Linked DNA regions of Homo sapiens: regions 1 and 2 are each linked to region 3. A link is a loop called in an ENCODE intact Hi-C map of the cell type or tissue named here. Cell type or tissue: Caco-2. All regions are shown on one strand. Region 1 overlaps COPB2-DT (COPB2 divergent transcript). Region 2 overlaps NMNAT3 (nicotinamide nucleotide adenylyltransferase 3). Region 3 holds the start of CLSTN2 (calsyntenin 2).

Evidence for each region. A loop is a pair of places that touch in the nucleus more often than their neighbours do. Peaks named below come from ENCODE experiments on the same cell type or tissue, not always from the same donor. Only the 100,000 strongest peaks of a DNase experiment are listed, where the experiment ranks them.
Region 1: it touches region 3 in a loop (8-fold over the local background); 46 of 110 quality-filtered maps call a loop at or near these places.
Region 2: it touches region 3 in a loop (23-fold over the local background); 13 of 110 quality-filtered maps call a loop at or near these places.

What each region holds. Positions count from the first base shown.
Region 1 is chr3:139,426,533-139,429,032 of GRCh38, reverse strand. All of the region lies in intron 3 of COPB2-DT (COPB2 divergent transcript), which reads right to left. Among named protein-coding and RNA genes, the nearest start is that of COPB2-DT, 38 kb to the right of the region's middle. In Caco-2, a CTCF peak has its summit at 1,293 (motif pointing left); no DNase peak of the experiment used is centred here.
Region 2 is chr3:139,563,165-139,565,664 of GRCh38, reverse strand. All of the region lies in intron 6 of NMNAT3 (nicotinamide nucleotide adenylyltransferase 3), which reads left to right. The region is part of intron 3 of COPB2-DT (COPB2 divergent transcript); the gene reads right to left. Among named protein-coding and RNA genes, the nearest start is that of RBP1, 25 kb to the right of the region's middle. In Caco-2, a CTCF peak has its summit at 1,165; a DNase peak (open chromatin) is centred at 1,164.
Region 3 is chr3:139,933,493-139,935,992 of GRCh38, reverse strand. It overlaps CLSTN2 (calsyntenin 2), which reads right to left and starts at 808. Exons shown (of 17, transcript NM_022131.3): 1 at 510-808. The coding sequence starts at 618. RefSeq lists silencers at 661-720, 761-810. In Caco-2, a CTCF peak has its summit at 1,279; DNase peaks (open chromatin) are centred at 132, 862 and 1,292; H3K4me3 peaks cover 1,406 bases.

The DNA of each region.
Region 1 (2,500 bases), 510 kb after region 3:
CCACTAGAGCTTATATTCAGCTGTAGCCTCTTAGTACAATGTTAAGATGAGTTGGTTTGCTTCAATTCCTACAGAGGCCATAAACCAGGATCCTAAGAAGAGGTAAATTTGGGTAAGTGAAAGAGGGGAGGCTAAAGCTTAGAGCATACAGCTGCTGAAAGATTTAAGAACTAAGCGTGACACTGAGACAAGTAGGATGGTGCACGAGGAGAAATACAGTTTGAGGAGTTGAATACACATGAAAACTGAATTGAACCTAAAATAATAATAGCCAACCCCTGGAAAGCACTGGTTATGTGGCAGGTACTGTTCTCATGAATTTATATGTATGGTAACTCCTTAGACCCTCACGGCAGCCCTGTGGGGCAAGGTACTGTTATTATCCCCTTTTGCAGATAAAGGAGCTGAGGCGCTGAGGGTCGCACAGCTGGTACGTGCTGGATGGAGTTGGGCCATGGGCCTGGGTAGTTTGTCTCTAGAGACAGTACACCTCACACGCATGGACTGCTGCTGTTCCCAGAGCTGAGCGACAACACTTTGGCACAGAGAAGGAAGGAGAATGGCAAAGCCAAGATCAAGTCCTCGTATCTAGGTCTAAAGGAGAGAAGAAGAAGAGGAAGAGGAAGAGGAAGCCGAGTCTTGCTTTGTGTGAGTGCTACTATGTCTTAAGCAGGATACCCAGTGCTTTCCCTGTATTAGTATCTAAAATTCATGCTTCTGAGATACTGTCATTCTCATTTTACAGAGGAGGCTTAGAGAGATGAAGTATTTTGCCCAAGGTCACATAGTTCTAGTAACAGGTGAAGCCAGGATTTAGCTGATTTATGGAAAGCTTTAGATTTGGTTGCTCTCAGTCTCACCACTGGCCTAGCACTAAATAAGCATGTGTTTCTCTCTCCCTCTCTCTCTCTCTCTCTCTCTCTCTCTCTCTCTCTCTCTCTCTCTCTCCTCTCCCCCCACCTTCCCTCTTCCTCTCCCTCCCCCTCTCCTCTCACACACTAAAGTTAATTATTTAATGCCCGTAATATATATCTTGAGGATGGCATTTTGCAGCACTGAGCTTTAAACAGTACATGTTTAAATACATTTAATCCAATGAATATTTCAAGGTAATTAATCTCCACAGCGTGAGAGAATGTTCAGGTTTCCCAGCACATCAAAATACATCTGAATCAGCTGAGGAAATGATTTGCACACTCTGCAGTGGGTTGAGAAAGATTCACTTAAAGACTTTCAGATCTGACTCCCTGGTGTTAACGAGCAGAAAGGCTGCTAAAGAGAAGGATTAAGGCGCCTCCTAGTGGTTATATTTATGCAAGGAGAGAATATGGCTAACAACTATTGGGCAAGAGGACTACTTGTTTGAGTTGGCTGGGGTGGAAGAGTTTTGTTTTGTTTGTTTTTGTTTTTGTTTTTGGAGAGTACTATCCTGCAAATGTGTGCACATACACATATGTACACACATGCATAATTCACATAATTTTTGTGTATCAAATACACATCACCATGGTACGTGGCACCCGTGTTATATGCTACTGTTTTATGAGTGTGGGAGTATGGTGGAATAACAGTGGGTGAGAATTTGCATGGGTGCCTACCCACATGATTTTGCCTGGACTCTCTAACCCTTCTGCAGGTGTTGAGATGACTATATTTGTTGAAGATTTAGTTTGAGCCTATAGAACTCAATGGATGGAGTTAATTGGCCTGATTTCCAACTCATGACGTTAATAGTAGTAATAGCTGCCATCAACTGAAGGATTATAGCTGTGGCCATATATATGTGTGGGTTTCATATGCTATATCTATATATTACTATACATAGTTATAGTTATTACTATAATATATAATACAGTAATTATTACTATATTACTATAATAATAACTATATCTAGTAATATACAGATAGCTATATATACATATAAATGTGTATATATAATCCCATGTGATCCTCTTGTCAATCCTGTAAGAGATTAGTGTCATTAACCCACATCACTGATGAGAAAACTGAGGCTCAGAACTTGAGCAACTTTTCCAAAGTCACACAACTTGTCAAAACCAGGCCTGCTGATTCCTGAGTCCATGTTATTAACTTTATACTGCCTCTGCATCACATTTCACACGGCAATGAACTTGTGCTAGCAGTATCAAATCAACTAATATTTATTATTTACCTGCTAGAGGCAACCTACTAGTAAAAGACACTGTGCTTGGTACTGTTGAGGGAACACACACACACACACACACACACACAAATTATGATGCCTATCCTCAAAAATTTAATAGTTTTATTGAATAAGATAATAAAGATAATAAAGACTTTAAAATTTAAGTCTTTTTTGAAAAAAAAATATTTAAGGTGACAGAATAACCTTAGAAGATAGGGCATTAGACAACACTTATTTAATTGCCAAATAAATAAGAATTACCATGGGGAAGGTCAATTCAGCGGGTATTTGAGCTGGGTTTTGAAAGTTGAGTGAGCGAAAGGGGCAGGTAGT
Region 2 (2,500 bases), 370 kb after region 3:
GAAACTGGAAACCATCATTCTCAGCAAACTATCACAAGGACAAAAAACCAAACACCGCATGTTCTCACTCGTAGGTGGGAATTGAACAATGAGAACACATGGACACAGGAAGGGGAACATCACACAGTAGGGACTGTTGTGGGGTGGGGGAAGGGGGGAGGGATAGCATTAGGAGATATACCTAATGCTAAATGACGAGTTAATGGGTGCAGCACACCAACATGGCATATGTATACGTATGTAACAAACCTGCACGTTGTGCACATGTACCCTAAAACTTAAAGTACAATAATAATAAAATTTTTAAAAAAAGAAAACTATGTTTTTCAGTTTACCAAAATATATCAGGGACTTTAAAAATCTTTGCACTCTTTGCTTGATAAATTCCCATTCTAGGAATCTGGCTAAGGAAATAATTAGAGATTGGGACAAAGATTTATGCAGAAAGATGTTTATCACAACAGTTTTTACAATGGCAGGAAGTAAAAGCAATATCAATGTTTAAATATAAAGGAAAGTATACCTAAATTATACTGTATACATAGCATAAAGAAACTACATAAAAGGTTTTGATGATGTGGAGAAACACTTATGAAGGAAGTGGAAAAAAATCAGGATACAATACTGCATATAATCTTAAGTATATAAAAATATGACTATACTTCCCATCTGTTAGCATGTCTAAATAGAAAAGACTAAGGAAATACACTAAAAACTGATGGTGTTTTGTAGAAAGCAGAATTAATATTGTTGTTGTTATTTCTGCTTTAAATACTTACATATTTTCCATACATTCCATAATGAACACAGTTTGATGTTTGTAATTGGGGTAAAATGTAGAGCAATTAAAAACAGGAAGGTGGAATTTTTCTCAGCATAAGTTTGGCTTTTGATGAGATGGCATGTGTGTTACTAGTGACATATTTCTAAAGGACCATTTTGTGTGCTGCGTATTTTATTGGTGTGCTGTTATACTCTGGGGTTGCAAATTACGTGATGAGCTCGGCAATTTCTGGCTGCCAGAGCCTTGCTTTGCCCATCACTTCTATGATTTGCAGGCCTCCTTGGGCTCACCCAGAGTCATATGGATTGCTACATTCTGGGCTGCTTGGGTGTGACACTTTGGGATGGATGATGCCTTCAGTTCTTTAACAGCTGACTCTGTCTGTCTTTTGTGAAGGTGGCGCCCACCCATGGCTGATGGAACCAAGCACAGCTCAGCCACATTCAGAGGATTCCCTCTCCCAACAGAGCAGGCCCTTTATCTGTTTCCGTTTTATACTGAATGTTCCAAGGTGGCCTTGTATGGTAAATTTAGGTGCTGCCTGTCAGATGCTTCATCTCTCATGTCCTGTTTAGACCCAGAAGTCCCACATTTCTGAGTGTGTCTGTGAGGTACCATGACAGACATCACTGTTGGTGGCAGTGTTCACATGCTGCGCCAGACAGGAAATTTACATTGCATTCTCTCCATCACTCAATTCCCATAACTTCCAAAGAAAGCTTTACTATCCCCATTTTATGGCTGAAGAAACAGGCCCATAGGCTAAGTAATTTTCCTGAGGGTACCAGCAGATTTAAAGTTGAACCCAGAGCTGACTGACCTCAAGATTGGTGTTCTTTGATCTCACAGACTTAGGACAACCAAACTTTCAAAGATCCTAGTGGCACTTCCCTCACAGTCTATGTAAATTTCAGTTTTATCTACCTTTCAAAGCCCTTAGCTACTCAAAGGTAGAGCACACTGCCCCCAGAATGCCTATGGACATCCCATTTGTTTATGTATCTGTATCACTGTTAGGAGAAATCGTATTGATTTCTTTATACTACACCCTGGAGTTACATACTTAGGACTTGGATAGAGTCACTCGGTCTAAAAATTTTGTAACAGTGTTGTAAATGGATTTGGAAGAGATGTGTGAATGCGTTTGTGAGCCCTGAAGACAGGACTGCCAGGAATTAGAAGTCTGAGGCCCATGTTGCCCGAGAAGTGATCTATCACATGGTATTGTCGTCATGAAATAACAGGCACCACCAGCCTCACAGACATGCCTTTGATTTGGGGGGCAGGGGAGGTGTGGGCCCTTGTTCCTTCTAGGCAAGGCTCAAAGTGAATAGTATTCCTTGCTGTCATTGTTAATGAATCAAACGGTACCCAATGTTGAAACTGACATGCAGAAATTGTCCCCACAAAAAAATCTATTGGAAAAAGGAGGTGGTATCTTCTCTGTTCTCTGACCTGTAGGAAGAGAGGGGGTGTGTCCCAGGTCCCAGCAAATCCTGGAATGAAATGCACATCATAGTACCTCCCCCATAGGAAGACCACATAAAACTACCTAATTGTTTGAAAGACCAAACACTGTTCTCCTTTATACTACACTGGTTGGATAGATAAGAAATTGGAGTAAAACTTCACAGATGCAGAACCGTTCAAATATACATATGTGTTGTGAGCAATGGGACCAGCCCAAATTAGTGAAAAGTGTGAGTTACTGAATAA
Region 3 (2,500 bases):
ACGCCCTGGGGGAGCTTGAGGAGTGTCAGCGGGGCCTTCCCTGGAGCCTACAAGTTTCCACTCCATCCCCGAGCTGGGAGACAAGTCACAGCTCGGCTCCCTCCTTGAAAGCACCGCCGCTGATCCTTCCCCCAGGCAGGAGCAGACACCTGCTTGTCCCCACGGCGCGCCAGCGCCCTGCTCTAGCCGTCCCTGGGCCAGAGCTCGAAACTCACCCACTGCGCTCCCACCCCGGCACAGACAGCCCTCAAAGTTGTCCGTACTCCCCAGACCTCGCCTTCTGCTCAGCCCCCGGACCCCGCCCAGGGGTTGAGTTGACGTCCGCGGGTGGACCTCTCTGGTCCGCTGCGCAGGGAACTGACTTCGGGAATCCAGGGCGCACAGAGGCCAAAGAAGCTGCGGCAAGGGAGGGTGGGCAAATCCAGCTTGAGCCTAGGTCCTTGCCGCTTTCACCCTCAAGCCTGCCCTGCCTCCCTCCTGGGAGAAGAGCAAACTTCCCCAGCACCCACCTTTAGCCGCGAGGAGGCGGCGCTGCCGGCTGTCCCCGCCACCGCCGCTGCCGCTCCCCACGCCCAGCGCCAGCAGGAGCGGCACCCAGCACAGCCGCCCAGGCAGCATCCTCGCAGCAGCCGCCAACGAGCTGCAGCCGCCGCCTACTGTCCGCGCCGGCTCTCGCCTCCCGGTGCCTGCCGCACCGTGGGCCGCCTCGCCGTGCCCGATGGGTGCGCTTCTAGCGCTGCCGCCGCGGCGCTCGGCCTCGGGTTCCCGCCGCTGCGCCGCTAGCTCGCCGGCAGCAGCCGCGCTCACTGGCGCGGACCCGGAGCGGCTCAGGCGCTCACCCCGGGACGGCCCGTGACGTCACGGAGGGAGGGAGGTGGCTCGTGCATATTCATGAACGCGGGCATCGGCGCCGGGTTCCGCGCTCCCCGCCCCAAGGCCCCGACCCCCAACTTTCCTCAGCCGTCTCCACGCTCCGGGGCCCTGTCCAGGTCCCCCTGCCCAGTCGGGACCGGGCCCCCAGAGGACCCTGGTGGGCGGCTCCGGAGAGCCCTCCAGCCCCGCGCCTCCACTCCGACTCTCGGAAAAGCTGCCGCAAGGGATGGAGGGCTCCCCCAGAAAGTGGCCACCCGAGGCCTGAGGGTCATCTGGGGTGGCGCGAGGGACCCTGACCTGCCATGCCCTTTGAACTGATATCTGGGCGGAGAGGACTGACGGGCGTCGCTAAGGGTCTTGCCCTTGGCTGGGTCTCTGGGCGTTCTGCGTCGACTGGTCTGGGGAGGGCGCCAGGCGCACACTAGAGCAGCGCCTAGTGGTGCTAGGGGTTGTCGGGCAGAGTAGATAGCCTTGGACCTGGATGGCAATGGCAGGGCTCCGCGTCATCTCCGAGAAGCAGGGGCAGCCGCGGCTCTTAGAGGCTGATAGAACAGCTAGATCAGAAAACTTGGGGTGCTGGGCCTGCTGAGGCTGCAGTGGCGGGGGCGGGGTGTCAAACTTAAAATTCCCTGCGGTATGGTGCCATGCAAGAAGTTGCCACCTTTATGTTGTCACTCCGCATCTCTAAGAACAGGCTACTTGACGTCATGCATTGTAAAATCTCGTGCCGTTGAGTATTGTCAGTTCCCTGAGTGCAGGAGCCAGTGCATATCTTTGCATCCTCAACCATCTCTAGGCCGTGAAAAAATTACAAAGGTACTCAAAAAAAAAAAAAAAAAAAACAGTAAGGACTCAGAATAAATCCTTGACCATATTTACCTAAATGAAATGCCAACATCACACACAATGCAGGGTTTATGAGGAATAGTTTGGAAATAAAGTAGATATGGAAATACAGAAACAAACAATATTATTTATTTAGTCATTGATTCAAGACGTTTGCTGAGCATCTAGACAGGCTGTATCACCCTGACAGTGAGCACTGGATTAGTCGTTGGAGATCCAAAGACAGAGGAGAGAGTGGGTCCTATCCTCAAAGCTTTTGTTCCCTGCTTGGGGAGCCAGAGAGGGCAGCAAAGGCAATTACAATCCCTTGTAAGTGTTATGGTCCTGCACATTCTTTATGTTGCTAGCTATGAGCCTATACAAATCAATTAACAAAATGTATATATTGCAAGAGTGCCTAAACAGCATCCTCTAATTAATAACTGTAGTTTGAGGTACTCAACAAAGCCATAAAATCCATTAACAGCACTCCTGCAGCTCAGCCTCCCTCTGCTGCCCTGGCAGCTCACTCAGAGCCTCTGCAGTGGTGAAAGCCAACTCTTCAGGATTTCAGGCACCAGGATGTGCTTGGGGACAGCAGTGAATCATGGTGGCTGCATGGGGCTCAGACCCATGTGGGGCTCTTTACCTTCAGGTCTCCTTTAGCCCACAAATCAACATGTGCGCTATTATTCTCATTTCACACATGATGAAATAGAGGCTCAGGGAAGTTAGGTAACTTCCTTGTTCAGGGTCAAAAATCTAGTAAATGTCCCAGGCCGACACCAGGACCTTGCCTTTG